Regions from separate parts of the Homo sapiens genome. Here region 1 is linked to region 2. Evidence: read pairs that join two places in POLR2A ChIA-PET (ENCODE). Cell type or tissue: MCF 10A. All regions are shown on one strand. Each heading gives the region's core, and the rest is flanking DNA. Links, peaks and the distances in the headings are about the cores only. Region 1 overlaps HPS5 (HPS5 biogenesis of lysosomal organelles complex 2 subunit 2). Region 2 holds the start of MIR3159 (microRNA 3159).

What was found. ChIA-PET counts read pairs that join two places held together with the same protein. Peaks named below come from ENCODE experiments on the same cell type or tissue, not always from the same donor. Only the 100,000 strongest peaks of a DNase experiment are listed, where the experiment ranks them.
Region 1: POLR2A ChIA-PET joins it to region 2 with 46 read pairs; 33 of 35 experiments call an interaction of 5 or more read pairs at or near these places.

The regions. Positions count from the first base shown.
Region 1 is chr11:18,309,772-18,317,771 of GRCh38, reverse strand. HPS5 (HPS5 biogenesis of lysosomal organelles complex 2 subunit 2) reads left to right here. Exons shown (of 23, transcript NM_181507.2): 2 at 1-21; 3 at 5,748-5,858; 4 at 6,321-6,385; 5 at 6,839-7,031. Among named protein-coding and RNA genes, the nearest start is that of HPS5, 8.4 kb to the left of the region's middle. RefSeq lists an enhancer at 6,866-6,945. In MCF 10A, for the core only: no CTCF peak of the experiment used is centred there; DNase peaks (open chromatin) are centred at 3,611 and 6,861.
Region 2 is chr11:18,374,169-18,390,462 of GRCh38, reverse strand. It overlaps MIR3159 (microRNA 3159), which reads right to left and starts at 2,676; the gene lies at 2,603-2,676. RefSeq lists an enhancer at 6,052-6,111. In MCF 10A, for the core only: no CTCF peak of the experiment used is centred there; DNase peaks (open chromatin) are centred at 5,992 and 6,602.

The DNA of each region.
Region 1 (8,000 bases), core at 1-8,000, 70 kb after region 2:
CTGGACTCCAGTCGTCTAAAGGTGAATTTCTTGATCCTTGTATCAGTTTCATTTTCACGTGCTCTCTGTTACTGTGCCCCTACCCTCCAGTTCCTTAACGTTTTGTGGAATCTTGGGTGTTCTTACCTGTCCTAGTCATACTTTTGTGGGGGAAAAAAAAGAAGAAAATAAACTTTTTATCTGAGGAGTGTGAGCCCCTTTAAATTATCAGGCCCAGGCTGGGCGTGGTGGCTCACACCTGTAATTCCAGCACTTTGGGAGGCTGAGGTGGGTGGATCACTTGAGGCAAGGAGTTCAAGACCAGCCTGGCCAACATGGTGAAACTTTGTCTCTACTAAAAATACAAAAATTAGCCGGGCAAGGTGGCACGCGCCTGTAATCCCAGGTACTCGGGAGGCTGAGGCACGAGAATCACTTGAACCCGGGAGGTGGAGGTTGCAGTGAGTCGAGGTCATGCCACTGCACTGTAGCCTGGGCAACAGAGTAAGACTCTCTCAAAAAAAAAAAAAAAAAATTTATCAGGCCCGGAGAAGCATTGGAATGAAACAGTAGTCTCTTATCACTCTTTTTTTTTTTTTGAGACGGAGTCTCGCTCTGTTGCCCAGGCTGGAGTACAGTGGTGTGATCTCAGCTCACTGCATGCTCCGCCTCCCGGGTTCACACCGTTTTCCTGCCTCAGCCTCCCAAGTAGCTGGGACCACATGTGCCCGCCACCACGTCTGGCTAATTTTTTGTATTTTTAGTAGAGACGGGGTTTCACCATGTTAGCCAGGATGGTCTCGATCTCCTGACCTCGTGATCTGCCCGCCTCGGCCTCCCAAAGTGCTGGGATTACAGGTTTTATCACTTTTGTTTGAGCTAATTAATTACCTCTTGAAGCTACTTGCTATGTGGGCACTAGACTAACTGACACCAAGTAGTGATAAAATGCAGTACACTTCATAGTTCAAAAGTGTATAGCCAATCACTAATCAATGTTATTGCTGTAAGCCAATGAGAATTCCTGACAAACAGCCTCTTCTGAAAACTTGAGTTTCTTGTTTTCCAGAGCATTCCCCAAGGCAACTTGGAAGTTTGTCCTAGGCTGCATCCTCAACCTTGGCCCAAATAAAGTCAATGTTAATTTGGCCTCAACTTCTTCCTTTTAGGTTGACACTTTACATAGAGGTATAATTTTCATAGCTCTTTCTTGATTTATTTTTTGAGCTATCTTTTGAATTCTAATTTACCATCCCTGGAAACCATGATACTGACTTGCTTCATTTTTCCCCGTTAGTGTTCTTGCTGTCTTCTCTCAGAAAGTAATATATTTGATTGAAAATAAAATGGTATAAATGAGTATATCTCACAAAGACCAAGAGAAAACTGTCTCTTCATCTTCTGAAGGTTTGCTAAAAATCAGCTACTAAAAATAAGATTAATAGGAGAAAAGGCATATAAAATCTTATTTTCTTTTCTTTCTTTTTTTTTTCTTCTTTTGAAACAGGTTGTCTCTGTTGCTCAGGCCTAAGTGCAATGGGGAGATCCTAGCTCACTGTAACCTCAAACTCCTGGGTTCAAGTAATTCTCTTGCCTCATCCTCCTGAGCAGCTGGGACTAAACATACTCGATACCATGCCAGGCTAATTTTTAAAGTTTTTGTAGAGATGGGGTCTTGCTATGTTGCCCAGGCTGGAGTACAGTGGTGAGACCATAGCTCATGATAACATCGAACTCCTGGCCTCAAGCAATCATGTGCCTTGGCCTTTGGCTTCCCTAAAGCACTGGGATAACAGGAGGGAGCCACCATGCCTGGCTGTGTGTACCCTCTTTCATAGGGAAGTGGGGATATGGAGAATGTAGATGATTGTTTTGAGTGGCAATAAATCATTATGGAGAATGAATAGACCTAGCAAGTGGGAGGCAGACATGGGAAGGTGAGGGATGGAGCTGCATAGGAACAATCTGACTTATGCAGGTAAAATCCCCCAGATAAACTCTTGGAGCTACCTTCAGAAGAATAAATGAAAAGTCTATCTGGGCATGATGATGACTCCCGGTCTGTTGATTTTTCCTGGTTATTTGATGAGATCCTTAGGGAAAGGGTTTAGGACAATTGCATTTCTTTTGGAAGGAAGCTTTCTTTTTCTTTCTTTCTTTCTTTCTATTTTTTTTTTTTTAAGATAGAGTTTCACTCCCTTGCCTAGGCTGGAGTGCAGTGGCACGATCTTGGCTTACTGCAACCTCCACTTCCTGGGTTCAAGTGAGTCTTGTGCCTCAGCCTCCAGAGTAGCTGGGATTACAGGCACCTGCCACCACGCCCGGCTAATTTTTGTGTTTTTCGTAGAGACAGAGTTTCACCATGTTGGCCAGGCTCGTCCCAAACTCCTAGCCTCAGACAATCCTCTTGCCTCCTCCCAAAGTGCTGGGATTACAGGCATGAGCCATTGAGCCTGGCCCACTTTGGAAAGAAGCTTTCTTGGTCAGATAAGGAAATTCCTCTGGAGAGAGTCCCACTCTGTGCTTGGTGGAGAGGTGGAAACGAGACAAGGTTAAAGGGACTTTGGTTTTGAGGCAGCTTCTAAGAACTGTCAGCATGTCAAAGCTCCCTATTTTGGGGTATTGGTTGCTGAGCCCCAATAACCCCTTTACATTTTGAATAACATGTAGTTATACTAAGGTCATTCCAAAACAGGGAGTCTGGTGTAACCCTCGTTTTAGGGAGAAAAGCAAAAGTTAGTTAGCTCTGGGCAGAATGTCGACCTAAGAGGAAGAAGCTAAGAGGAAGAAGCTGCCCTGGCTTGGTGGCTCATGCCTGTAATCCCAGCAATTTAGGAGGCAGAAGTGGGAGGATTGGTTGAGCTCAGGAGTTTGAGACCGCTTGGGAAATATGGCAAAACCCCATCTTTACAAAAAATACAAAAATCAGCTGGACGTGGTGGTGGGTATCTGTGGTCCCAGCTACTCAGAAGGCTGAGTTGGGAGCATTGCTTGAGCCAGGGAGGTTGAGGCTACAGTGAGCTGTGATAGCTCCACTGCATTCCAGCCTGGGTGACACAGCAAGACCCTATCTCAAAAGGAATAAAAAAACCCAGAAAACAAAACAGACAAAGGCGAAAATAATATAAGCAGACAGTTTATTAGGGCCAAGCTTGAGGATTACAACCTGGGAACATAGATAAAAGTTGCTTTAAATATACACTTTGATTAGCAGCAGTTACAAGTGGATTATTTATTTATTTATTTATTTATTTATTTATTTTTGAGATGTAGTCTTGCTCTGTTGCCCAGGATGGAGTACAGTGGCACCATCTCAGCTCTCTGCAAACTCTGCCTCCCGGGTTCAAGTGATTCTCATGCCTCAGCCACCAGAGAGGCTAGGATTACAGGTGTGTACCATCATGCCTGGCTAATTTTTGAATTTTTAGTGGAGACGGGGTTTTGCCATGTTGGCCAGGCTTGTCTTGAACACCTGGCCTCAAGTAATCCGCCCGCCTCGGCCTCCCAAAGTGCTGGGTGGATTATTTTTTGAGACGGCTGGTCGGGGGAGGGGGGATGCGGTCTTACTATGTTGCCCAAGCTGGAGTGCAGTGGCTATTCACAGGCATCATAGCTGAGTCATAGCACACTGCAGTGCACTGTAGCCTTGAACTGGCGTCAGGCAGTCTTCTTGCCTCAGCCTCTCAAGTAGCTGGGACTACAGGCATGTACCACACCACATGGCCTGCCTAATTTTTATATATTTTTTAGAGATAGGGTTTCATTATGTTGCTGTAGCTGGTCTCAAACTCCTGGGCTCAGTGAGTCCTTCTGCCTTGGCCTCCCAAAGTGCTGGAATTACAGGCATGAGCCACCGCACCCGGCCTTTTTTTTTTTTTTTGAGACGGAGTCTAGCTCTGTCACCAGGCTGGAGTTCAGTGGCGCAATCTTGGCTCACTGCAACCTCCACTTCCTGGGTTCAAGTGATTCTACTGCCTCAGCCTCCCAAGTAGCTGGGATTACAGGCACGCACTGCCACACCCAGCTAATTTTTGTATTTTTAGTAGAGACGGGGTTTCACTTTATTGGCCAGGATGGTCTCGATCTCCTAACCTCGTGATCCGCCCACCTTGGCCTCCCAAAGTGTTGGGATTACAGGCGTGAGCCACTGCGCCTGGCCTGGATTTCTTAAAAATAAAAATGTTTAAATTAGGGCTGGAGTCTTATTCTGTTGCCCAGGCTGGTCTCGACATCCTGACCTCCCAAAATGTTGGGATTATAGGCATGAGCCACCTTGTCCAGCCCAAGTGGATTTTTAAAGGAAAAGAAGAGGCAGATTCTGAGTTGTTTAGCAAAAACTCATATTAAAATAACAAAAACTATTGATTGGCTATACATTGTTCTTTGTATCACAGATTTCAGTGACATGAAGGTAACAGGTGAGACAGCTAGTCAGTGACAAAATTACTTTAAACAATTGCCCCCAGGCGTGGGTGCAGAGAGTGGGTGCATGACTGATATCTCATATTCATTTCTGTCTGGGCCTGCATACTTCACATAGCTCAGACTGCCCTGAGCTATTTTTTTTTTTCCCTCAATAAGTATGTGTTTTGATTGTCCTTGGAATTCAAAGAACTATGTACTTCCTTCAATCTCTGAGTTATTTTGATTAAACTCAGGAATGATGTGGTAAAAAACAAAGTTTCATAACCAGTACCAAAGTAATTTCATTTTTATACTTTTGCTACTGCCCTAAAGGAGATACTAGCATCTGAGGAAAGGGAAAATAGGAAGTGATAGACAGTAATATGAGTAACAATTTTGAGGCTTGATATCAGTTAGACATTTTTTCAGCTGCAAATTACAGTATGGTGTAACATATTAATAGGAGCTTACGTGGTAAAGATGTTTATAATCTCATAGGAGGTTAGTGTTCTGGGTTTAGTGTAGTGGCCCAATGATATAACTGGCTCCCATTTTTCCTGTTCTACCATTGCACATATGTTAGCTTTTAGCTGCTTTTGCAATATGTGTCCTGTCTCCAGTCTTACTGTTCTCATTAACATCTCAAGAAAGTGGGGGCAAAGGGCAAAGGCTTTCTACAGGCTCTGCCTTTCATCTTTCATCAAGGCCTCAGCAGCCTTGGTCTTATTAGCTAGAATTGAGTTACATGACAACCCTTGGCAACTAGGGAACTGGGAAGGTGAATATTTAGGTTTTCCAACTTCTATGGTGAAAAGCAACAAAATTGAAGAAGATTGGGAATGTCTCTTAGTCAATCAACTAATAACTTTTACCACGGGGTATTGGGCACGGCATGACCACTGCATTCTCTGATGGAGTCTCACCTACCCTAAGACTTGTGGATGTTTTGTGGTGTTTGTACAGATTAGAAATGATTTAAATGAACGAATATTTAACCTGGTTGCTTTATCTTCTGGTAACTTCCTTGGTCTTCCATTGTTGTAGTCAGCATTGGAATGACCTAGCCAAATTACACAAAATATGAAGTCTTAACAGCCAGCGTTTGCCAAGGGAAAATTACTCATACAATGGAGCCTATTCAGCCTTTGTGAGATTCATTTAGAAGTTTAAAAACAAAATGTTCTTTCTTCAGTATTTTTTACTATTCTAGAACTAGAGAATAAGTGTCATATTGTGTCCATATGGGCAGAGGGTAAAGTGAGGGAAGGAGCCTGATGCATAAATCCTCAGTATTTATTTTCAGTGGATAGTCTATTTGGTTAAGTAGCTGTGATTATCTCACACTTCTCTTCACATGTTTTTAGTGCACGAGCATAGCTGTGTCTCGGAAATGGTTGGCTTTGGGCAGTTCAGGAGGAGGACTCCATCTCATTCAGAAAGAAGGCTGGAAGCACAGGCTTTTTCTTTCACACAGGGTAAGATTAAGGGCAGCTCTGTCATACACCATTTGGAGTCTCTTTCATAAATGCAAATTTCTCCAATATAAATAATCATTTGGAATAAAAGAATGTAGAACTTGGCTTGGTGCGGTGTCTCACGCCTGTAATCCCAGCATTTTGGGAGGCCAAGGCGGATGGATTACCTGAGGTCAGGAGTTGGAGACCAGCCTGGCCAACATGGTGAAACCCCGTCTCCACTAAAAACACAAAAATTAGCTGGGCGTGGTGGTGAGTGCCTGTAATCCCAGCTACTTGGGAGGCGGAGGCAGGAGAATCGCTTGAACCCAGGAAGTGGAGGTTGCAGTGAGCCGAGATCGCACCATTGCTCCCCAGCCTGGGCAACAGAGCGAGACTCAGTCTCAAAAAAAAAAAAAAAAATAATAATAATAATAATGTAAAACTTGAGATTTAAAAAATGTATTTTCTTTTGTGCTCTAGGAAGGTGCAATTTCTCAAGTCGCCTGTTGTTTACATGATGATGATTATGTTGCTGTAGCTACCAGGTAAGAATCTGTTCCAAAACTATCTGTCCTTTTTCAAATGCATTTTAAATTGACACATGTGTTTGTTAGGGTGACCAACCATCCTGGTTTGCCTAGGATTGTCCCGGTTTTAACAGTGAAACTCCTGTGTCTCAGGAAATCTCTCAGTACCCAGCAAACCAGAATGGACAGCTGGTCATCCTAGTATTTGTAGAAAATGCTAATTTAAGGTTACAACATTTCAAAGGCCTTAAAAGATAAAGGGAACAGAGATAATTTAGATCATTTAACTTCTCCTATTAAACTGGTTTGGTGACTAAAACAAGGAAATTAATACCTTGACTTTTTATAATACTTCCTCTTTTCTGAAGAACAAGAGTTGCATATGTATTTGATATAGTTGATACTGTGATGCAACAAAATTGTACCTTGTTCACTGTTGCCACGTTTGCCTCTGTGACTCAATTCTTGCAGTCAAGGTCTTGTGGTTGTTTGGGAATTAAATCAAGAGCGTCGTGGGAAACCGGAACAAATGTATGTGTCTTCAGAACACAAAGGCCGAAGAGTCACAGCTCTCTGCTGGGATACAGCTATTCTTAGAGTTTTTGTAGGTGATCATGCTGGGAAGGTTTCTGCTATCAAACTCAATACTTCTAAACAAGCAAAGGTGAGAAGCAGTCCCATTCTTTGTGTATGTAGTGAGATACAAGGTGTTGTCTTATAAAACTTCCAATTAAAGGATGTGATTTTATCTACTGTATTTCTTGGGAGACTAATCCGGAGTCCAAACCTGGAGATTTTGAGGAGACCTGTTTTTATATAGTACACACGGTGGCCTGTTAGCTCAATACCGTTACAGAATGGCTTTTGTGAACTAACTTCAGTACTTTGCACATTATCTATTGCAGTCCTTCCTGATTCACCTGCATGGCTCATTTAAAGCATTCTTTAGTATAAGGCTATTAAGAAAGAAAAGATATCTATTTATTATTGGTGTGAATAAAGTGACAAACATAGAAATGACACCAATTGCCCAGGCTTCTGGTCTTCTCTGCTTCTTGTGTAGAAGAAACTCATAGGTCTAGGAATATTTTTTATCAGGATGGATATAACTTATTTTGAATGGAATCTTGAAGACACCTTCTGGCTTTGCTCTGCTCTGCAGGTCCTCAGGCTTCTTGCTGCAGTTATGGCTAAGTAGAAGGGTTGAGACTCAGGTTACCCTAACAGAATGCTCCAGTCTGTCATTAAGACAGAATAGACCAGCTTCTCATTGTCCTGCTCCTCCACGACCATTACATCAGAAGTAGAGGGATTTGTCTTGCATTGGCTTATTTCTATTTAGGATCCTGGCAGAAAAGAAAGGCTCTAACTACTATTGGCTAAATTTATTTTATTTTATTTTGAGACAGGTTCTTGCTCTGTCACTCAGGCAGAAGTACAGTGGTGAGATCATGGCTCACTGCAGTCTTGATTGCCCAGGCTGAAGCAATCCTCTCACCTCAAACCTCCTGAGTAGCTGGGACTACTGGCATGCATCACCACGCCTGGCTAATTTTTAAAAACTTTTGTAGAGACAGGGTTTCGCCATGTTGCCCAGGCTGGTCTCGGACTCCTGGGCTCAAGTGATCCAATC
Region 2 (16,294 bases), core at 3,179-11,178:
ATCAAAATGTCACATGTACCTCATGCATATGTACAACTATTATGTATCAGTAAAATTTTTTTAAAGGGAAAATCCCATAAAGAGGTGGTTTAACCAAGGGACAAGCTGGCCTCAGAGAATAGATGCTGCTTAGCACCCACTGTAAGATTTTCCTAAAATGGCCCTGGCTGCAGGATGCTGTCCATCCAAAACATAGTGCTGAGTCATTCCTTCATCTTGTATTTATTATACGCCTCCTTAAGAGCATTCGGTGGCCCCTCATTGCCTCAAGAATAAAGTCCAAACACTTTGGAAAGACACAGCCAAACCCCTGTGATCCAGCGCCCACATCCCCTCTCTGGTTTTATCTATTTTCCTTCATGCTTCCTATGTACCAGTCCCAGGGCTACGCACCACATTCTCCAAATGTGCCATGTACTCTCTCACCTCAAGCCTTCCACCTAGGGAGTTCCTTCACTCTGAGTGCCCTCTCCTTTGCCATCATCCCTACCCACCTGAGCCCCACATAACCAGCACTCAATATATTCCTTTTTTTTGAGACAGGGTCTCCCTCTGTGACCCAGTGCAATCTCAGCTCACTGTATGCAACCTCCACATCCCAGGCTCAGGTGATCCTCCCACCTCAGCCTCCTGAGTAGCTGTAACTATAAGTGTGCACCACAATGCCCGGCTAATTTTTATATTTTTAGTAGAGACGGGGTTTCTCCATGTTGTCCAGCCTCGTCTTGAACTCCTGGGCCCAAGCCATCTGCCTACCTCAGCCTCCCAAATAAATTAATTCATATTTGTATATGTCTCTGTCACTGAACTGTAAGCTCCTAGTGCAAATAAACTTTTTTTCCACTGGGAAACTTTCTTTCCACTAGGAAAAAATGTTTTCCTAGCACAGGGCAAGAAGTTTTCCTAGCACCGGGCACAGTGGCTCATCCTTCTAATACCAGCACTTTGGGAGGCTGAGGCAGGAGGATCGCTTTAGCCCAGGAGTTTGAGAGCAGCCTAGGCAAAATAACAAGACCTCATCTCTACGAGAAAAAAAAAATTAGCTGGGCATGGTGGCGTGTGCCTGTAGTCCCAGCTACTCGGGAGACTAGGGTGGCAGAATTGCTTGAGTCCAGAAGGTTGAGGCTGCAGTGAGCTATGATCGCTCCACTGCACTCCTGCCTGGGAGACAGAGTGAAACCCTGTCTCAAAAACAAACAACAACAACAACAAAAAGGCTGGGCACGGTGGCTCACCCCTGTAATCCCAACACTTTGGGAGGCCGAGGCTGGCGGATCACGAGGTCAGGAGTTCGAGACAAACTGGACAACATGGTGAAACCTTGTCTCTACTAAAAACACAAAAATTTGCCGGGTGCGGTGGCAGGCACCTGTAATCCCAGCTACTCGGGAGGCCGAGGCAGGAGAATTGCTTGAACTCAGGAGGCGGAAGTTGCAGTGAGCCAATATTGCGCTACTGCACTCCAGCCTGGGTGACAGAGCAAGACTCCATCTCAGAAAACAAACAAAAAAACCCCACAAGTTTCTCATTTATCTCCATAACCCAACACATACATTTATTTGTTTAACAAATATATTTTGAATTAAATGCCTGCTATGTAAAGGGACTGTGCTAGGTATTGGGGATACAAAAATGAATACAACAAACTTATAAGCCTTCGAAGACTTTCGTATTTAGTGGAGGAAACTGACAGCCTCGCCCTTAATAGTCAGAATGCATAAGAGAATGTAACTACTGCAAAAGAGGTAGAGAAAAGTGCTCTGCCATTCAGAGGAGAGAGGGCATTTGGGTAAGGATACCAAAAAAGGCTTCCTGGAAGAGGTAGCATCTGAGCTGCAGCTAGAAGAGGATTTTAATTGGTAAAGATCAGGGGCTGAGAAAGCAGAGAACAAAGCATGAATAAAATGCACAGGGGCAGGAAAATACATGGTGAGTCTGGTTAATCTTTAGCCTTAAATGCCAGGCTAAGAAATTTGGGGGAGACAGGGTATGCTGGCTGACATTTGTTTTTTTTTGTTTTTTTTGTTTTTTGAGACAGAGTCTCACTCTGTCGCCCAGGCTGGAGTGCAGTGGCGCAATCTCGGCTCACTGCAAGCTCCGCCTCCGGGGTTCACGCCATTCTCCTGTCTCAGCCTCCCGAGTAGGTGGGACTACAGGCGCCTGCCACCGCGCCCGGCTAATTTTTTGTATTTTTAGTAGAGACGGGGTTTCACCGTGTTAGCCAGGATGGTCTCGATCTCCTGACCTTATGATCCGCCCCCCTCGGCCTCCCAGAGTGCTGGGATTACAGGCGTGAGCCACCGCGCCCGGCCAACACTTGTTTTTTTGTTCTTGTTTGTTTGGTTGGTTGGTTGATTGTTTTTGAGATGGAGTCTCGCTCTGTTGCCAGGCCAGAGTGCAGAGGCGCGATCTCCGCTCACTGCAAGCTCCGCCTTCCGGGTTCAAGCTATTCTCCTGCCTCAGACTCCCGAGTAGCTGGGACTACAGGCGCGCACCATTACACACAGCTAATTTTTTCGTATTTTTAGTAGAGACGAGGTTTCACCATGTTGGCCAGGATGGTCTCGATCTTCTGACCTCGTGATCCACCCAGATCTGTCTCCCAAAATGCTGGGATTACAGGCGTGAGCCACTGTGCCCAGCCCGTGGCCGACACTTGTAATCCTAGGACTTTGGGAGCCTGAAGCAGGAGGATTGCTTGAGCCCAGGAGATTGAGGCTGCAGTAAGTCATGCTTACACCACTGAACTCCAGCCTGGGCAACAGAGTAAGGAAAGGAAGGCACCAGGATTTTTTTTAGTAATACACAACATACAGATCTACAACATGTACAGACCATATACAGCTCCAACCACATGTGTTCAGAACATACACTTCTCATACAACCCTAGACAGCCCCACAGTCCCTTCAAACCCTCACTGACAGCCTGACTCTTTTTTTTACCTTTTCTGTGGTTGCAAAACTGATGGCTTTCCTGAGTTGCAGGGCCCAAGATGCAGACAACCTCATCAGTCTCTGTTCCTGAGATACCAGGGCCTACTATGTACGTACCAAAGTAGAGGCTCCTCTCTTTGGCATGAGAGCAGGCACCTGCTCCTGAGAAACTCCTTCATGTCCCTCTCCTCATCCCAAGCCCCATCTGTCTCTCAGATGACAGGAATGGATGCCAGAAGACTCCACCCTGACTGTTCAGGTTCTCCTGGGTGACAACCCCTGGTCCCCTAATGCCTGTCTCCTCCTCCTCACCCGCTCCTCCTCCAGGCAAGGCTCATCCTCAGGCACAAGATGCTGCCTGCATTTCCTCTTTTGGCTTGGACCATCATTCCCTCCAGAATTCATTCCTCACACTGTTCCCTAATAAAATCCATCTCAAAAACTCTAGATTCCTTCCCAGCCACTTCCTAACCCAGGAAATAAGTAGCAGCTGTGTCCTTTCTCTCCCTCTTTCCCTGGCTGGGATTTGGGCCTCAAGCTTCCCATCCCACTGAGAAGTTCCAGAGCAAAGACTGTCACCAGAATTTAAGTGACTTCCAAACCCAGGGCCCCCAAAATCAGTGCTGCAGAGGGAGTCCCAAGGCCCCTTCAAGCCAGACAGTCACCAGTGGCACCCACAAGCAGAAACTGTCTGTTGTCTAATCACAGCAGGGGAGGACCATGAAAAGTTGTGATAGCCTTTCCCTCTGACACCTTGGGTGGCAAGGACAGTGATGGGCATGGCGGGACAGAGACGACGGGGCAGCTGATGGATAGGGGACACTGGCCTGGGGGTCAGGAAACATGTATTCTTACCCCAGCTATGTCATGGACACCTGGGTAACATTGTGGCAGTTGCATTCCCTCTGTAGCCTCAGCACCCTTGACTGCAAACATAAAAGGATCTCTCTTGGCCGGGTGCGGTGGCTCATGCCTGTAATCCCAGCACTTTGGGAGGCCGAGGCAGGTGGATCGCTTGAGGTCAGGAGTTCAAGACCAGCCTGGCCAACATGGCGGAATGTCATCTCTACTAAAAATACAAAAATTAGCCGGGCTCTATAGTGGGCTCTTGTGATGCTAGCTACTCAGGAGGCTGAGGTACGAGCATCGAACCCAGGAGGCGGAGGTTGCAGTGAGCCCAGACAGCGCCACTGCACTCCAGCCTGAGCGACAGAGCGAGACTCCATCTCAAAAAGAAAAAAAAGGGCCTCTTTCTTCCAGCTGTAATGTCCAAGGAGGCTCTGCGGTAGTGAGTCCAGCTTCCACACAACACACCTTCATTTTTACAATGCTCAGGACTCAGAGGCAAAGCGCTCCCCATTTTGGGAAGTGATCAGGACTGCTCCTGAGATAAGGGAGAAATGCCTATGGCGACAGGAAACCTATGCCTGCCATCCTCTTGTCCCCCATATTAGTTCCAAAACAGGATCCCAAATGCCCAGTACACTGGTGGGTGTTTGTTAAATTTGTTAACAAAAACTATCTTGGCCAGGCGCGGTGGCTCACGCCTATAATCCCAGCACTTTGGGAGGCCGAGGCCGGGGGATCACGAGGTCAGGAGATTGAGACTATCCTGGCTAACAGGGTGAAACCCCGTCTCTACTAAAAATAATAATAATTTAAAAAATTAGCCGGGCGTGGTGGCGGGCGCCTGTAATCCCAGCTACTCGGAAGGCTGAGGCAGGAGAATGGCGTGAACCTGAGAAGAGGAGCTTGCAGTGAGCCGAGATCGTGCCACTGCACTCCAGCCTGGGCGACAGAGCAAGACTCTGTCTCAAAAAAAAAAAAAACTATCTTGGGCCTGGCGCAATGGCTCACGCCTATAATTCCAGCACTTTGGGAGGCCGAGGCGGGTGGATCACTTGAGGTCAGGCATTCAAGACCAGCCTGGCCAACATGGAGAAACCCTGTTTCTACTAAAATACAAAAATTAGGTGGGTGTGGTGGTGGGCTCCTGTAATCCCAGCTATTCAGGAGGCTGAGGCAGGAGAATCGCTTGAACCTGGGAGGCAGAGGTTGCAGTGAGCCGAGATCATGCCACTGTACTACACCCTGGGCAAGACAGAGCGAGACTCCTTCCCAATAAAAAACAAACAAACAAACAAACAAACAAAACAAAACAAAACAAAAAAACTTGGCGGGGCGTGGTGGCTCATGCATGTAATCCAGCACTTTGGGAAGCTGAGGCAGGTGGATCATGAGGTCAGGCATTCAAGACCAGCCTGGCCAACATGGCGAAGCTTCGACTCTACTAAAAAATACAAAAATTAGCCAGGCGTGGTGGCGGGTGCCTGTAGTCCCAGCTACTCGGGAGGCTGAGACAGGAGAATTGCTTGAACCTGGGAGGCAGAGGTTGCAGTGAGCAAAGATCGTGCCACTGCACTACAGCCTGGGTGACAGAGCAAGACTCTGTCTCAAAAAAAAAAAAAAATATATATATATATATATATATATCTCTTGTCCCAACACAGTGGCTTATGCCTGTAATTCCAACACTTTAGCAGGCCTAGATGGGAGGATTATTTGAAACCAGGAGTTCAAGACCAGCCTGGGCAACACAGTAAGACCTTGTCCCTACAAAAAATTTTAAAAATTAGGTTCTGCTGGACAAGGGGGCTCTCTGCCCTGTTCTTTGAGCCTGCTCAGAGGACACTGCCCTGAAAAGGCAGCCCTACTCATTTCTGTAGGGTGCTAGAAGGGAAGCCTGAGATTCTCTTATGAGGAGTCAAAGAAAACTCCTCAGATGCTCAGGAGGGAGCTCAGGCTGTGGGGGGCCGGTGCCGATGTGGAGAAGGCTTCTTCTGTGGCCAGATAAAGGACATCAGGTCCTTCCCTTGCGTGTAGCTGTGGTGGCTTTCACAAGCATTCTCTCAGGGTGTTTTCACCCTGACCAGAAGAGGAAAGCAGGAGCTTTAATATTTAACTGGTGATATTGCCAAAACACAAAACATTGAATTGCTCCAGGCCACACAGCGGGAAAGTGGCCAAGTGGATTTCAAACTCACCACTCTGTACCTCTGACTTCCTGTCTCACAGTCTGGGAGGATAGTAAGCAAGTACTTAGCCCTTTGCTTCCTGGATTTCAAAGGGCAAAAGTAATAAATACTCCCTAGCTCCCTCCCCTGCCCAAGGCTACAGGAAGGTCCAGACAGCTCCTCTGGCTCACAGGGCTACTTCAGGGCTTTATCTAATTAGCCTCCCTCTCCCTGGTGCTGCATTAGCCTTGCATGGCCCTTGGGTGTACAAGGCCGAGCTCTGCCTTTTGTACAAACACACTTGCAGCGTCAGGCTCTCTCAAAGGACAGTTTCACTGAGCTCATACTCCAGTTTTAGCCACAGAAGGGATGAAAGCCTCAGAGAAATCCTCATAGCCTTGGTCTTCCTTTACCCACTGAATCAGAGGGAGATCACCAGCCCCTGACACCTGCCCCTGCCTCACTTATGCTGCAGGGCCTCTCAGTAACCCTGCCTAGCCCACAGGGCAGACATTAGTCACACAGTGGAGACTTCGTGCTCAGAGAAGAGACGGGAAGTTTTCTTGGTCCGCCCTAGTGTTTCAGTGGTGGTGACTCAGGGCCTAGAACTTCCCAAGCACCCTAGAGGTTTCTTCTCTGCACCATGTACCATGACCTTCACAACATGCCTGGCACTGTGGGTGTGGTTCTCCCTCTAGTCTCTGACTCCTGGGTTTTTTCCACTGTACCAGAGCTTCTTCCAACAGCCCTTGCTTGGAGTTGACAGCTCTGTAGCTTGGCCTCACTCTGCAGGAGGCCACACCCCAGCTTTTAAAGCTACAGCGTCGGCTGAAGGCTACCTCAGTGGAGAGCTCCCAGCCTCAGCTTCCTCTCCAGTTGTCTTTTGGCTGCAAACTCATGATGTCACAGACAACCCCGACCCGACCCCCACCACAAGCTGGTTTTCAAGCACCCAAATTCCTCCCCTTTCCTCAGGAAGGCTGCCTGTCAACCACAGATGGGTATAGGCTGTGCCAGCATCTCCATGGTAACCATGGGCCGCAGCTTCCTGCCTTGATCCAGAGCTTGCACCCGTGGCAGGGCTCCCTTGCAAGGAGGGCTGGCTGTCACAGTAGGCCCATTACACATCTCACTATCATCCTCGCATGGGGACAGCTTAGGGAGGCAGCACAGCTCAGGAGTTCTTTGAGGAAGGTCTGAAAGGGGGCAGACTGGGAAGGCTCTCCCTTCTTTGTGGAATCGATTCTTCACGGTAGGCTGTGGGGTTCCAGTGTTAACACTTTTTCAGGGCATGGGTGAAAGTTGAAAATGTGAGTTTGTGAGTTGGCTTTAGACTTTGCTCTCTTGGGGGGTACAGGAGAGAGACTGCAATTGATTAGGCAATAATTCCAGTTCCTTGCCACCCCTAACTCCATAAAATGTCCCCTGGGGCAGTTGAGGAGCTCTCAACTAGGGGGGCTGTTTATCCATGTGGAATCAAAGACTCCAGAGTGAGACGGGGGCCAGCGAGGGCCAACAAGAGGAGAGCCAACCTGAAATGCACCCTTTTGAGGACTGAGGAGGTATCTTCTGAGAGATTCTGTTTCCAGGAGAAAAGCAAACCAGAATACAAACTGCAGCTGCTGCTGTTCCTCCTGCTTCTCATCTCCGTCCTCTAAGCACATCTCCTCTGCTTCCAACCGCAGTACTAGGAGGCAGGGCATGGGAGTGAGCCTGAAACTCATTGTAGCAGACCAAAGCTCACAGCCTTCCCTGACCCCTGCGTATTTGTTTTTTTGTTTTTTTTTTTCTGAGATGGAGTCTCACTCTGTTGCCCAGGCTGGAGTGCAGTGGTGTGATCTCGGCTCACTGCAACTTCTGCCTCCTGGGTTCAAGCAATCCTCCCACCTCAGCCTCCAGAGTAGCTGGGACTACAGGCGCATGCCACCATGCCCTGCTAATTTTTTTTTTTTTTTTGAGACGGATTCTCGCTCTGTCGCCCAGGCTGGAGTGCAGTGGTGCGATCTCGGCTCACTGCAAGCTCCGCCTCCCAGGTTCACACCATTCTCCTGCCTCAGCCTCCCGAGTAGCTGGAACTACAGGCGCCCACCACCAAGCCCAGCTAATTGTTTTGTATTTTTATTAGAGACGGGGTTTCACTGTGTTAGCCAGGATGGTCTCAATCTCCTGACCTCGTGATCCCCCCTGCCTCGGCTTCCCAAAGTGCTGGGATTACAGGCGTGAGCCACGGCGCCCAGCCAACACACCCTGCTAATTTTTGTATGTTTTTGTAGAGACGGGGTTTCACCATGTTGGCCAGGCTGCTCTCAAACGCCTGAGCTCAAGTGATCCGCCCTCCTTGGCCTCCCAAAGTGCTGGGATTACAGGCGTGAGCCACCGCGCCCAGCCTTGCATAATCGTTCTTTTCATGTTCAACTTCTTTTCCAAATCTCCTTGGAGGGCAGTTAGGTGTTTGCACTTCTGTGATATATAATCAAGAATACCAGTGGGCGCGGTGGCTCACACCTGTAATCCCAGCACTTTGGGAGGCTAAGGTGGGTGGATCACCTGAGGTCAGGAGTTCGAGACCAGCCTGACCAACATGGAGAAACCCTGTCTCTACTAAAAATACGAGATCAGCTGGTCATGGTGGTGCATGCCTGTAATCCCAGCTACTCGGGAGGCCAAAGCAGGAGAATAGCTTGAACCCGGGAGGCGGAGGTTGCAGTGAGCCGAGATCACACCATTGCACTCCAGCCTGGGCAACAAGAGCAAAACTCTGTCTCAAAAAAAAAAAAAAAAAAAAAAAAAGAATCATGTTAGCTGGGCACAGTGGCTCATGCCTGTAATCCCAGCACTTTGGGAGGCCAAGGCGGGCAGATCACTTGAGGCCAGGAGTTCGAGACCAGCCTGGCCAACATGGTGAAACCTTGTCTCTACTAAAAATACAAACATTAGCCAGGCATGGTGGCGGGCACCTGTAATCTCAGCTACTTGGGAGGCTGAGGCAGGGGAATTGCTTGAACCTGGGGGAGATGAAGGTTGCAGTGAGCCGAGATTGCGCTACTGCACTCCAGACTGGGCAACAGAGTCCCTGTCTCAAAAAAAAGAATACCATGTTGGGGAAGACTGTATAGAATGACAGCAGGGAGAAGAATTTGGGTCCTTAGGCTGTTAATCTAATAAAGAGAGAGAGAGAACACCTCAAAGGAATTTGGGGGGCACTGAGGGTGGGAGAGTTGAAGAGATGCCTTAACTTCTGTGGACTGTGATCAGAGTGAACTGTAGAGGAATGAGGCCTCTAGCTATTCTCATTTAGTGCTGTTGTAGACATCATTGGAATCTCCACTATCACTTGGCCAAATGTGAAGCTAAGGATTTGAGCTATTTTGGAATTACTTTTCTTTTTCTTCCTTTTTTTTTTTTTTTTTTTCCTGAGATAGGGTCTTGCTCTGTTACCCAGGCTGGAATATAGTAGCATGATCATAGCTCACTGCAGCCCTGAACTCCTGGGCTCAAGCAATACGCCATGCTCAGCCTTCTGAGTAGCTGGGACTTCAGGCGTGTGCTACCACGCCTGGCTAATTTTTAAATTTTTATGTAAAAATGAGGTCTTGCTATGTTGCCCAGTATGGTCTTGAACTCCTGGGCTCAAGTGATCCTCTTGCCTTGGCTTCCCAAAGCATTGGGATTATAGGCATGAGCCAGTAAGCCTGGCCTGAAATTACTTTGGATTGCTGACAGGTGCTTCTTAGACAGTGCTGGGAGACAAAACCTCATGGTTCCAGACTTTGTGAGAATTGCAATAATAATTACTCCTATATTTAATTAGTTAATTAATTTATTTATTAGGTCGAGTCTCACTCTGTTGCCCAGGCTGGAGTGCAGTGGCATGATCTCAGCGTGCTGCAACCTCTGCCTCCTGGGTTCAAGCAATTTTTATCCCTCAGCCTCCCGAGTAGTATGGACTACAGGTGTGCACCACTACGCCTGGCTAATTTTTGTATTTTTAGTAGAGGCAGGGTTTCATCATGTTGGCCAGGCTGGTCTCAAACTCCTGACATCAGGTGATTTGCCTGCCTTGGCCTCCCAAAGTGCTGGGATTACAGGCGTGAACCACCGAGGCTGGCCATTATTTATTTATTTTTATGAGACAGAGTCTTGCTCTGTCGCTCAGGCTGGAGTTCAGTGGTGTGATCTTGACTCACTGCAACCTCTGCCTCCTGGGTTCAAGCGATTCTCCTGCTTCGGCCTCCTGAGTAGCTGGGATTACAGTTGCATGCCACCATGCCCAGCTAATTTTTTATTTTTAGTAGAGATGGGGTTTCACCATGTTGGCCAAGGCTGGTCTTGAACTCCTGACCTCAAGTGATCCACCCACTTCGGCCTCCCAGAGTGCTGGTATTATAGGTGTGAGCCACCGCGTCCAGCCTTAATATGTACTAAATCCTACAAATTCATTATCTAATTTAATCCTCACAATTACACATTTTAACAGAAACAGAAACTGAGTCTTAGGGAGGTAAAGTAACATGCCTAAAGTCACTTGGGCATATGTGCTGGAGCCAGGCCTCAAAGAAAATGAAATCCAGAGGCTGGGTGTGCCGGCTCACGCCAAAGTATATCCCAAAGTATATCCCAGCACTTTGGGAGACCGAGGCGGTGGATCATATGAGGTAGGGAGTTCAAGACCAGCCTGGCCCACATGGTGAAACCACGTCTCTACTAAAAATACAAAAATTAGCCGGGCGTGATGGCATGTGCCTGTAATCCCAGCTACTCAGGAGGCTGAGGCAGGAGAATTGCTTGAACCTGGGAGGCAGAGGTTGCAGTGAGCTGAGATCGTGCCACTGCACTCCAGTCTGGGCCACAGAGCGAGACTCCGTCTCAAAAAAAAAGAAAATGAAATCCAAGTAGCAGCTTGAGATCCAGGTAGCAGCTTAGCAGCTGGGTAGGCTCCCTGCATGGAGACCAGGAACTGCCATTACCTCTAAGAGCAGAGAAAACAGGGTGTTCCTCTCAGTAAGCTCCCAAGAAAATTGCCAGGCCATGCTGAAGAGGGTTCTTACTGATCTGATGAAGCAGAAAATCAAAGAGATTTACATGAGGCGTTGTGGCTCGGAGGCTGCTCCCTCACAAATCTGAGCACCAGGAATGTGCTGGAGCCCAGGTGACCATCTGTAGCAGCTCCTGCCAGCCTGTTTCTGTGCTGCTTTGTTAAGTCCCAGAGGCAGGGGATGGGGAAACACAGAGAGAGTGACTCTCTCTGAGGAAGCCCTATTTTTCTTTTCTTTTCTTTTTTCTTTTTTTTTTTTTGAGACAAAGTCTCACTCTTGTCCGCCAGGCTGGAGTGCAATGGCACGATCTTGGCTCACTGCAACCTCCACCTCCAAGGTTCAAGTGATTCTCCTGCCTCCGCCTCCTGAGTAGCTGGGATTACAGGCACCTGCCACTATGCCCAGCTAATTTTTGTATTTTTAGTAGAGACGGGGTTTCACCATGTTGGCCAGGCTGGTCTCAAACTCCTGACCTCAGGTGATCTACCCACCTCGGCCTCCCGAAGTGCTGGGATTACAGGCGTGAGCCACTGTGCCTGGCCTAGGAAGCCCTATTTTTCTATCTTTCTGCGCAGGCCTTTCAGAAAATTGACATCTCCCTCCTACTTGCACCACTTGGAGAGAAGCTCTTCACCTCTCCTAGGGACATGGAGGTGCAGAAAGCAGGGCCTCCAGCTGCTCTGCATTGTCCTCCAGCAAGAAGGTCCCAGACAGTAATCATTGTGCAGTGGGAACCTCAGGTTTGGGAGCCACACAGACCTGGGTTCAAATCCTGACTCTGTTCCTACTGCCTGAATGCTTCTGGACAAGTCACTTAACCTTTTGAAGCCTTAAGTGTCTGTGACATAAAAAAAAATGATAGCCCCCATGTGAAAGGTTTAATGCAAACAAAAGTACTTGGCACAGGGTGATTGCCCAATAAACCATATTCCTATTGCAGGAAAATGACTTGGGAAGAGGCGAGTTTGTGGTTCCTGTTCTGACAGTTTGTTTCATCTATTTTGGACTGTAATTTTTTTTTTTTTTTTTGAGACAGAGTCTCGCTCTCTCCCCCAGGGTGGAGTGCAGTGGCGTGGCATGATTTCAGCTCACTGCAACTTTCATCTTTTGGGTTCAAGCAATTCTCCTGCCTCAGCCTCGTGAGTAGCTGGGACTACAGGCGCCTGCCACCACAATCGGCCAATTTTTTGTATTTTTTTTAGTAGAGATGGGGTTTCACTGTGTTGGCCAGGCTGATCTCAAACTCCTGACCTCGTGATCTGCCCACCTCGACCTCCTAAAGTGCTGGGATTACAGGCGTGAGCCACCGCACCTGGGTTTTTTTTTTTTTGGAGATGGGGATCTTGCTGTGTTGCCCAGGCTGGACCACAGTGACTGACTATTCACAGGTGCGATCATAATGCACTATAGCTGTGAACTCCTGCCTCAGCCTCCCAGGTAGCTGGCACTACAAGTGTGTGCCACTGTGTCTGGCTAATGCCAGTTATGTTTAAAAACACATATACATTAAAATATATAAGTTTTACAATTAAAAAAAGTTAATTCATCTGAAATTTACTCTCTCAACCTCCTGGAGGTGTGCTAACCACACTTTAGAAAACAATGGGTTAGGCTGGGCGCAGTGACTCATGTCTGTAATTCCAGCACTTTGGGAGGCCGAGGCAGGAAAAATGTTTGAGCCCAGGAGTTCGAGACAAGCCTGGGCAACATGGTGAGACCCCATCTCCACAGAAATTAAAAAATTACCAGCCGGGAGTGGTGGCTCACGCCTGTAATCCCAGCATTTTGGGAGGCCGAGGCGGGTGGATCACGAGGTCAGGAGATAGAGGCCATCCTGGCTAACACGGTGAAACCCCGTCTCTACTAAAAAAATACAAAAAATTTGCCGGGCGTGGTGGTGGGTGCCTGTAGTCCCAGCTACTCAGGAGGCTGAGGCAGGAGAATGGCGTGAACCCGGGAGGCGGAGCTTGCAGTGAGCCGAGATTGTGCCGCTGCACTCCAGCCTGGGTGACAGAGCGAGACTCCGTCTCAAAAAAAAAAAAAAAAAAATTACCAGCCTGGCCAACATAGTGAAATCTCATCTCTAGTAAAAATACAAAATATTAGCCAGGCATGGTGGCAGGCGCCTGTAATCCCAGCTACTCGGGAGGCTGAGGCAGGAGAATTGCTTGAACCTGGGAGGCGGAGGTTGCAGTGAGCTGAAATCGTGCCATTGCACTCCAGCCAGAGCGACAGTGCAAGTCTCAAAAAAAAAAAAAAAAAACAACAAAACTAGCTGGGCATGGTGTCATGTGCCTGTGGTCTCAGTTACTTGGGAGACTGAGGCAAGGAGGATCACCTGATCTCCAGTCAGCCAGGTTTGCCCCACTGCACTCCAGCCTGGGCGACAGAGTAAAACCCTATCTCAAAAAAAAAATTTTTTTTAAAAAGAAAAAACACTGGGCTAATGAAGAACTTGGTAGTGGAATGACAGTGACATGCTCACGCGGAAACTTTGGCTTGGTATATCACAAGGCACTGTGACTAGCTAATAAGAGGATGGAGAACATCAGTTTACAGCAACCATCTTATGGGGCTTTCAGTCATGAAATGGTGAGCATGCGCCTAAACACAAAAATAAAACATTACCAAAACTCAATGCTAGTGGACCTCTGGTTAAACATGATGAATTGACCTGATACATTTATCTTAACTCCTTCCTCAAGCCCCACTAAAGTGATAGGAAAATAACACACAAAAATGAAGGGACTGGAAGATGAGAAGTCTGCCAGCAATGCTTTGGAAAGTAGAAATCAGTGGAGACTGAGACCATAGTGAAATTCAAGTGCCCACACAGGGAGGGAGTGAAGAGATGGAAGCTGATTTGCTCTGAAGAGCACTGTTCAGTCTCAGGAATTGGAGGTACCAGGTACCATGGAAGGGAAGGGTAAAGTGTGGGGCTGTAACAGGGGCTATAAGGAAATGCTAGGCTCTCAGACTTCTATTCCCACCCTGAAACAAAATGGCTACCTCCTGCCTCCACCTTAAGTGAGAACAGGTTTATTTTCTGAGGAAATGCAATCAGGGCCCAAGCACAATGGTGAGAGCGCTGGGGCATAGGAGATTGTCTGTATACAGAGAGCTCCCTTCCCCAGGTGATTCCCAGAAGGGTGGCATCCAGGCTTACATTCCCGAAACCTGGAGGTCCCTTCTTTGGAGAGACTGAACAGCCTCAGAGAAAAGTCCCATAAATACTATTTTTTTTTTTTTTTTTTTAGAGACAAGGTATCATTCTGTCATCCAGGCTGGAATGCAGAGGTGTGATCACCACCCACTGTAGCTTCAACCTTCCTGGGGTACATGTGATCCTCTCAAACTGCTGGGGATTACAAGCATGAGCCACCATGCCCAGCCCAGCTGAGGGTTTTATAGTTGACTCTGCCTGGTTGTAATTCTGAACATCTTTTTGCCTTGCAGGTCTACATTTCTCTTTGCCATACTGCTCTGGGCTCTGGGGGTTGACCTGAATGGACCACACAGCCATGGTGTCTCCTGTCCTCCACCTTCACTGGTGAAGACTGGGAGTGAGGAAGAAGAGTGAGATTGCACCCTCTCTGCAGGACCATGGGCAGACCCTGCCCCTTACCTCTTCTCAGGGGTCTCTCTTCTCTCCTGTTAACTTCTTCCCATTCCCTCATCAGGCCTTTGCTTGGTTTCTGGACATGCCGCCCACACCTTTGTAAATTGTCCCTTTAATCTCTTCAAATAACCCAGTTTAAGGGTGCCATTTGTATCCTGCCAGGATCCTGTCTCAACCACTAAACAATATTCACATAATCAAAATGTAAACACTATTAATTATCGAAAAACTGTGAAATAACTATATCAGGAGCCTGGAGTCGAGGGGAAAGGAGTAATGGTATTATAAGAACACTAAATCTTCAACTACCATAATAGAAAGTCAGTAGAAAATAACAAAATTAATAAGAATGGTATACTGTCAGCTAAAAGAGTGGAAAGTAATTGATTCAGTGAAGAGAGAATAAAGGGTAGGGGGCAGTGAGTGGGATAGTGGACGTGGTATTTTGAAATGTGCCTTCTAGTGCTTTTCACTTTTTAAATTATGAGCACATAAAATGTTGCTAAAAAAAACAAAATTAATTTTTGAAAAGTCTAAAGCCAAGAGAAAAAAACACAGTAATGGCCCTTTGAATTCTTTTGAGGGCCTAGTGCATAATGGATGCTTAGCGGTACCAACAGCAGAATTCAAGCCTCCCTAGTGACTTCAGATCCAGTAATCCATCTCCTTCACTGCACTTTTGGAGAATAAAGCAGTCTCAGCCTCAGAGCCATCTGTGCTTGTCAGTGTGAGGCCTGATAGAAATAAAATAGCTCTCCTGCTCCCAATTATTTATATCAGGTAGAAGAAAAATTTCCAGCCTGCAAGATCAGGTTAGGGAGAGAGTGAGGAGGTTAGCGAGAGAGTGAGGAGGGTAGGGAGAGAGAGGTCAGTAGATGCACAGAATTTGCATTCAAGAGCTGAATTTGAATCTTAGCTCTCCAATCCCGAGTTGGATGCAGGGGCTTTTCATCTCTCCAAGCCTGTTTATTCTTAAGTAAGCTTCACGAGGGCATTTTGCCCATCATCTAGGACAGTGATTTGTTTATTTGTCACCCAGGCTGGAGTGCAGTGGTGCGATCACAGCTCACTGCAACCTCCGCCTCCTGGATTCAAGCTATTCTCGTGCCTCAGCCTCCCGAGTAGCTGGGATTACATGTGTGCACCACCACGCCCAGCTTATTTTTGTATTTTTAGTAGAGACAGGGTTTTGCCATGTTGGCCAGGCTGGTCTCAAACTCCTGACCTCAAGTGATCCACCTGCCTTGGCCTCCCAAAGTGCTGGAATTACAGGCATGAGCCACTGTGCCTGGCCAGGACAATGCTTTTTAATAACCAGAGGCTTTCTATTTTTACTTTTGACACAGGGTCTCTGTTGTCCACCTTACAGTGCATGATCATGGCTCACTGCAGCCTCAACTTCCCGGGTCAAGTGATCCTACCACCTCAGCCTCTGGAGAAGCTGGGACTACAGGCATGTGCCACCACACCTGGCTAATTTTTATTTTTTGTAGAGACAGGGGTCTCCCCATATTGCCCAGGTTGGTCTCGAACTCCTGGTTTCAAGTGATCCGTATGCCTTGGCCTCCCAAAGAGCTGGGATTACAGGCATAAAGCCACCACACCTGACCAATAAATTGAGACTTTTATTTATTTATTTATTTGTTTATTTATTTTTGAGATGGAGTCTCACTCTGTTGCCCAGGCTGGAC